3 separate regions of the Homo sapiens genome follow, and regions 2 and 3 are each linked to region 1. A link is an interaction called in ENCODE POLR2A ChIA-PET data of the cell type or tissue named here. Cell type or tissue: MCF 10A. All regions are shown on one strand.

The links. Peaks named below come from ENCODE experiments on the same cell type or tissue, not always from the same donor. Only the 100,000 strongest peaks of a DNase experiment are listed, where the experiment ranks them.
Region 2: POLR2A ChIA-PET joins it to region 1 with 5 read pairs; 16 of 35 experiments call an interaction of 5 or more read pairs at or near these places.
Region 3: POLR2A ChIA-PET joins it to region 1 with 5 read pairs; 3 of 35 experiments call an interaction of 5 or more read pairs at or near these places.

Annotation. Positions count from the first base shown.
Region 1 is chr6:106,560,085-106,562,584 of GRCh38, reverse strand. It overlaps CRYBG1 (crystallin beta-gamma domain containing 1), which reads right to left. Exons shown (of 22, transcript NM_001371242.2): 19 at 1,659-1,782; 20 at 1,085-1,243. Among named protein-coding and RNA genes, the nearest start is that of RTN4IP1, 68 kb to the left of the region's middle. In MCF 10A, no CTCF peak of the experiment used is centred here; DNase peaks (open chromatin) are centred at 394 and 1,024.
Region 2 is chr6:106,503,538-106,506,037 of GRCh38, reverse strand. All of the region lies in intron 2 of CRYBG1 (crystallin beta-gamma domain containing 1), which reads right to left. Among named protein-coding and RNA genes, the nearest start is that of RTN4IP1, 120 kb to the left of the region's middle. In MCF 10A, no CTCF peak of the experiment used is centred here; no DNase peak of the experiment used is centred here.
Region 3 is chr6:106,741,805-106,744,304 of GRCh38, reverse strand. The region is part of intron 1 of LINC02532 (long intergenic non-protein coding RNA 2532); the gene reads left to right. Among named protein-coding and RNA genes, the nearest start is that of MIR587, 41 kb to the left of the region's middle. In MCF 10A, no CTCF peak of the experiment used is centred here; no DNase peak of the experiment used is centred here.

The DNA.
Region 1 (2,500 bases):
AACCCGGGAGGTACAGGTTGAAGTGAGCCGAGATAGTGCCACTGCACTCCAGCCTGGTGACAGAGCAAGACCCCGTCTAAAAAAAATTAAAGTATATTATTCTATATTGAGATGAAAGCACTGTGATAATCTAGGAGACTTTTTCTCATTGACCTATTGAATTCAAAGTTGTTAAATAACATCACTGAAATGTCTGTTAGAAATAACTGCTGAAAGACACCATTTTCTTGGATTAAGACAATTCAAAGGCAGAAAGCTTCTTTTCATGATTCCATATTACAACTACTTCTGTTCCTCCTGCTAGTTCTTCTATGCATGTCCAAACAGTACTTCTGTTTACTGAAAGAATTCCCCCTCCAGCACAACAGACCCAATTAACGAGTTGTACTCCTTTTCGCAAGGCTGTGTTCCTTCTGCTGACTCACGGGGCACCAGGTTTTTTTTGGTTTTTTGTTTTGTTTTGTTTTGTTTTTTTAAAGAAAATCAGGAGCCAACGGTCAAGCTCACAAAATCAAGGAGTAAAAAAGTTTTATCTACCATAGAAGCATGAGCTTCTTTCATAAAAATCTTACTACAGTCAGCTTTTAAGTGTCTGTTAATAGTAGGAATGATGCAGGAGGGACATGGGCCATTTTCTAATTTACAACGTATGACACTTAGGAAATGGACTGTGCAGCACACAGAGGGATCTCTTTACCCTTCATCCCGTTCTGTGGATTTCCCCAAAACAAACCAAGAGTGATTTTTGTTGACAGGGCTGGAGCTTATAGTTTGTTTCTGTAACAGTTACATTAAGGAAAAAGGGAAGAATAACACACTTCCTTTTTCTACTACTATATAAAAATCAAGCATAGAAATAAATATTCTATCTTGGATCAGTGCTATATTTACCTTTCATTTTAAGTTCCTAGACTGGTTCTATCAGAGCTAGGATATACTGTCATGAAAAAAACAAATTCATTTCTGAAAGTACTCCAGGAATTGTGAAATTGCATCTACTTGAAGAAAAGATCAAAAGCATATGAAAGGATGAGTCACCTCCTAGCAAAGCCATCACAGGCCCCCGTGGAATCCTAAAGCTCACCCTGCATTTGATACATCCTTCTTGATAGATCCAAATCTGATCATCGGCCCCGACATCCTCCATGACCTGTATCCTCAGAAGCTTCAGATCCTCTAAGTTTCCATTGGTTGACATGAATAACCCTGTTGCTTTGTTTCGAAGTCTGAAATAAATTCGCTTCTAGAAGACAAAACCCCCAGCAGTTGTTATACCAGATGTGCTGCTGGAAGCACTGAACAAGCATGAATATCAGGAAGAATCCAAAGTGAGATATGGATTAAGGGTAATTACCATACTCAAGAGTCTCAGAGGTTTTAAATTTTCTCAATGAGAAGAGTTTGACAAAATGTCAAAGCGCCTGAGGCAGGGTGCCTGCCTGTGGATAACTGCGTTTGATGTTCAGTTTGATGGCCTTCTGAAGCAGCCACACCTCTTAGCACCAGAAACTGAGCCCAGATTATTGGGGCAGGGAAGGAGTTTATAGGGTGAGGCCAGTTATAAACTTTGAATAAAAAAATTGGATAAAAAGTTGGATTGCATTTACAAAAAAATTTCAGAGAAGAGTCTATGCAGAGCATGGAGAGGAAGAAAATACCTGAACAAAAGGTCGTAGAGAACCTATTTGGCGACAGCCACTGAATTCATACCAATTAGGTACTTCTGCAGGTGACAATAGGAACTGTCGCCCTCTGTAACTGCCATATTCATAAGTAACCCATCTGAAAACAAAAATAACCACAGTAAGTGGCAATTTTCATTTGACAGTGGACCCCAATTACATTTATTTTTAGAATGCTTTCCATTTCTAGACTGAACTATATACTTTTAACATACATTGGGGGAAAAATGATCTTTTCTAGAACACTTAAAAGAAGTAATTTCTTGACAAATAGCAAATTTTTGTTACATGAGTACTTATGCCAAAAAGTTCCATTCTTGAAGAGAAATAGGTAAGTTTTTTCCTCCGTAAAGCAGTGAAATATTGTCTTTTAGTGGATTCCTCAGTTCTTCCTGGGAACTATTCATAAAATAGCTTCAGTTGTAATAATGGGTCTTTAAGTTGTTAATATTTCCAAAGCTCTTAGTAGGTGCTAAATAGGGTTAAATAAAAAGTTTTGTCTGCAGTGAGAGTAATCTTTGTTAAATCTAAAAAACTGCTAAGATACTCAGTTCCCTTCCGCTCAGATGCTACTGCTGCACACCTGAGGAAGTATGGGTTTAAGCGCAGACTGGCGTGGAAGCAGCCCAGCGCCCTCCTCTCTTGCATATTACATCAGGGAAGAATGCACTCTACTTTTAATCCTGGAACTTAAATCCTGGATAAAATTTTATCATTTTAGTCATCTTATCATAAAAACAAAATATTAAAACCTACTGCAAAAAAATCACCCATAATTCTACCACCCTAATATTCTATAATTTTTTTTTCCAGGTAGG
Region 2 (2,500 bases), 57 kb after region 1:
AGCCCAAATCTGACTCAGGAAAGTGGAACAAAATCTTGTTACATGTACTCACCTGTGCATCCTTCTAAAATGTGGTCATCAATGTACAAAAGTAACTTTTTTTTTTAAACACGTGTGATTCCCTAAGAGCTCTCACTTTGTTGATTTCTGAAAGATACCTTAGCTTTTCAATTCAGCCACATGGGAATGAGTCAACTGGATATTACTGTAAATGATAGGATTGGCCATGTTACTTGTTCACAACATATGCATATGTGTGTTTGTGCTAGTGAGCAACTTTTTTTCCTGAGCAGTTTTTTTGTAAAAAAAAAAAAATAGCATGAGTTGTGTGGCTTAAAAATATAGGAATTTGAGCTACTTTACACTTCAACTTTAAAAGTTAAAATAGGGGTTAGAAAATTCTGTTCAATAGAAGCAAGAAAGACTTTAGACTCGTGACAGCTAACTAAAGAACGAAGATGGGGAATGGGGAAGGGGGAGAAAAAGGAGAAACACACACAGAAAAACAAGGCCAGGCATGGTGGTTCACGCCTGTAATCCCAGCACTTTGGGGAGCTGAGGCCAGCGGATCACTTAAGGTCAGGAGTTCAAGACCAGACTGGCCAAGATGGTGAAACTTGTCCTACTAAGAAATACAAAAATTGGGCCGGGTGCGGTGGCTCATGCCTGTAATTCCAGCACTTTGGGAAGCCAAGGTGGGCAGATCCTGAGGTCAAGAGATCGAGACCATCCTGGCTAACATGATGAAACCCCGTCTCTACTAAAAATACAAAAAATTAGCCGGGTGTGGTGGCACGTGCCTGTAGTCCCAGCTACTTGGGAGGCTGAGGCAAGAGAATTGCTTGAACCCGGGAGGCGGAGGTTGCAGTAAGCTGAGATGGTGCCACTGCACTCCAGTCTGGCAGAGCAAGACTCTGTCTCAAAAAAAAAAAAAAAAGTTAGCCAGGTGAGGTGGGGCATGCCTGTTGTCCTGTGCCGGAGGATCACTTGAACCCAGGAGGTAGAGGTTGCAGTAGCCAAGATTGCACCACTGCACTCCAGTCCATCTTAAAGAAAGACTTTTATGAGACATGATTCTTTTTTTTTTTTAATAACTTCCAGGATATTCATTCTGAAGACTTTTAGAATTAAAGTTAAAATTGTATTTTCCCATGATAAGTGTATGGCAGAATATCATCTCAGTATCAGAAACACCAGGCAGATGAAGTTAAGTTTAAGGGAGGATCCACATACAGATCCCTGATACCACAGACATTGATTTGGAATAGGCATTAAAAATAAATTAACTATCCTCCCCACCTTTCCGTTTGTGTTTTCCTTTCTGATATTGATTGGGATAATATATGTGGCCTGTTCTATACACACACACACATATACACACACACAAACACACACACGCACAGCAAAAAGAATAAAGAAATGTTCACATAAATGAACTCTGATCTATTAAGCACAGAAGCTTTTCATTTTAACTTTTAAAATATTTTCTATTATATATGATTCAGTTACCTAAGAGTATACTAGATATAATTTAGCTACTTCTTTATGATTCTGGAGACAGAACTATGAACCTCTGTTACTACATTTGTGCTACAATAGTGATTTCTTCCAGGGCTGTTAGAAGGAGTGAAGACTACGGCTTACACTAAATGACCCACAGACTGTAACACTGTCTGGTAGTAAGCAGATCTCTTATGAAAAGGTATATGAAACTGTGACATTTGGCCATTTTTGATCTACAGTCCAATTTCATATGATATAACCAATAATCCTTGAGGTTAGGGCTTCAGAACCTTCTTCTCCGATGTCACTGCTCCCAGTCTCCCGGGGTGGAATGTCTGCTTGCCCCATGCTGCTTCTAATATTTGTCACCACTTCTAGTGCCCACCTCATCTCTGATGCTATTTTTCTTTTTTTAAAAAAATCTTTTTTCTGTCATTTCAACATAATGTAACACATACCTCTCTACTTACACCTCAATGGTTGTGGTTTTTTTTTTTTTTTTTTTCTAATGCTGTCACTTCAGGCCAAACAATAATATCATCCTGTTGGGTACAATCAAAGGTATACTATTGGGTGAAAGAATAGTGACAGACTTTTTAACTTCCAGATTAACCTGTGTCCTGAAAAAGAGGTGTCACTGAATACAAAAGCCATCAATTATAAAAGTTAATTTATAATTTATAATTATAATTTCATTCTCCCAAAAAGCTTCTTTTAAAAAGCAGACTCCCAGTTTCGGGTTGGTATTGTCTTTAAGTCATTTATACTTTGACAGAGACAAAGTGAAACCTAATTGTTTCAAGCCATCGACACATGATCAATCAGAAAGGAAGATAAAAGATAAGATCATGGAATGTCTGAATTGTAGGATCATTTACTCATTCATTCCACTGATAATTATTGAGTGTCTACGTTGTGCCAGAATTTTCTCCGCACCTTAAAGAGGCAACCTGTGGCCTGTAGAATCGAATTATTTTTTCTAAGACATAAGTCAGGC
Region 3 (2,500 bases), 180 kb before region 1:
GTTCCAGCTCCCTTTCTAGCCTCAGGCATTTCAAGAAAATCACTTGTCTTCTCATTACAAGCAGTCAGAAAGAGCAGACAGTAAAATACAGATAAGACGGGCACAGAGGGAAGTGGGAGGAAAGTCTCTTGGGTAACTGCCAAACTTCACCCTCATACAATGGGCCCCAGTAAAACAGTGGGCCTTAATAAGCACATTCCTTTCCTTTCAGGTGCACTAAGATAGGAAGGCTAAAGGCAGATTGGGGGGATATGCCTGCAGCTACAGAAAGATGTATGGGAACAGACACACAACTCTCCCTCCCAAATAAGCACAACAGAGAGACACAGAAGCAGTCCAAGCCTCTGATAAACTCTCCCACCCTGAATCTTTAAAAACTCTTAGTCTGCAAGAGAGTGTGGCTTCTGACCTAACTCGATCAGAAGTCCCTCCCAGGTTTAAAATAAACCTGTTAACTGTTGAGCCACCCTTCGTGTTTCTCTCCTCTTTCTTTAATTCTTACAATGCCTTCCTGATGGCTGACTGCCAGGAAACCCCTTGGATACAATAGCCTGAAGCTGCTTACTCCCCTGGGTGTTGCCCTCCTGGCTACCCATGGAAGAGCAAGCCCTGTTGACAAGAGCTTCCCCCAGCTCTAATCCTACCTGGTTATGGTTTATTTTCTTTCCCCACCATCTGGGCAGTTATGTTGGCCCAAGGAATTTGACTCAGTATTATCATAGCATAGAGCTAATTTTATATGTATTTATTTCCATGGTAAACAAGTTATTCCCATTGTCTGTCATTCCCACTAAGCCTGCTAGGGACAGCCCAAAGGAGCAGCTCTAAGTGAGGATACTTTGCCCTGTATGACCCCGTCCCTAGAGCAGATTGGTTCATGGTTGACACCTAACAAAAAGACAGCCAATCGATAGGTTGGTCAGCAACTTTTCTCATAACCTGACGCATACATAAAAGCTGGGTTAAACGCCATTTCTACCTTGGAAATTTAACCAAAGAAAGGTCAAGAAAAAGCGAAAAGACTTGGGAGGATGCTTTGAAATGAAAAGATAAGAATTGGAGCTACAGTAGGTTGTAAGAAGCCCCGGTTGCAAAATATTGAAACTATGAGCAAGCTGTAGTGATGGTGGAGAGAAGAGTTTCAGGCCAAGGGAAAGAAGCAGCTCAGAGGAGACTGAGCTAGGCCAGTGGACATGGCCCCCTAACTCCTGCCACAGAGCCCTGGAGTCTCCTGGAGCCAGAGTGGCTCCTCAGTCCCAGGGCAGTGAGGCCTATCCCTTCCAATGCCTCTTCCTTCCTTCTGTGGAAGACCAACTCCATTGATGTTCCATGTTTATCTCCCTCCTGAGCTAACCTAGCTGAGTCTGCTCCTTACAATCAAGAAAACCCACCCACTTTACTGGATTCTCTCTGTGTGCAGCGATGGTGGCATATATCTTTGTAGCTTTTTGCCTCTAATATAATGCATTATAAGGGTAAGTGATGAGTTCTCAGTAAATGAATGTTGAATAAACGAATTTTTGAAAGCGCAAAGGAACAGACAAGTTCATACACTTACTGTTATGTTGTAAAGTCTTCAGTTTGGCTTTCTCAAAGTTGAACAAAAGATGGCTACATTCCTAGCGTCCCCCCAAGCCTTTTCCTAGTCCATGAGTTTAGAGATGGACTGCAAATTTTAAACAATACAAATCTAGAATCAGATTCAAAATCTCCTTCAAGAGGACAAACACTCTACTCCTATTCTCAATCCAGTTTTTTGAACTGATCAGCCCACACACGCACGCACACACACACACACACTCAAAATTATTTTAATATATGGACAGTCCTCAGTGTTTTTGTTTGTTTGTTTGTTTGTTTTTTGAGATGGAGTCTCACTCTGTCGCCCAGGCTGGAGTGCAGTGGCGCAATCTCGGCTCACTGCGAGCTCTCCCTCCCGGGTTCACGCCACTCTCCTGCCTCAGCTGGGACTACAGGTGCCCGCCACCACGCCCAGCTAATTTTTTTGTATTTTTAGTACAGACGGGGTTTCACCGTGTCAGCCTGGATGGTTTGGGTCTCCTGACCTCGTGATCCGCCCACCTCAGCCTCCCAAAGTGCTGGGATTACAGGCGTGAGCCACCGCACCTGGCCATCTTCAGTGTTTTTAATACCTGAGTTTGTGGTTCTAATTGTCTGATTGAGCTAAAAATTAACAAGAACTGGTTTGAGAACATCTTCCTGCTTGGAAGTTATTTCACCAATTCATTCTTTTATAACACTGTAAAAAAGTAACTTATTACAAGGTAGTAGTAACCTTTTCTTCCAAAGAAATATAAAAAATCAATTTGGTTATGAAGAGAACTTTTGAACTTGGAGTTACTGAAAATTATTTACCATCAGAGGAATATGTACTGGTCCTAAGAACAATGATAAAAGCCACAGTCCCTACTCTGGCAGCTGCTGGGCTGGTGGCAGAAGTTGTCTCATCTGCTTTTCCCCACCATTCTGGGAGCACTAG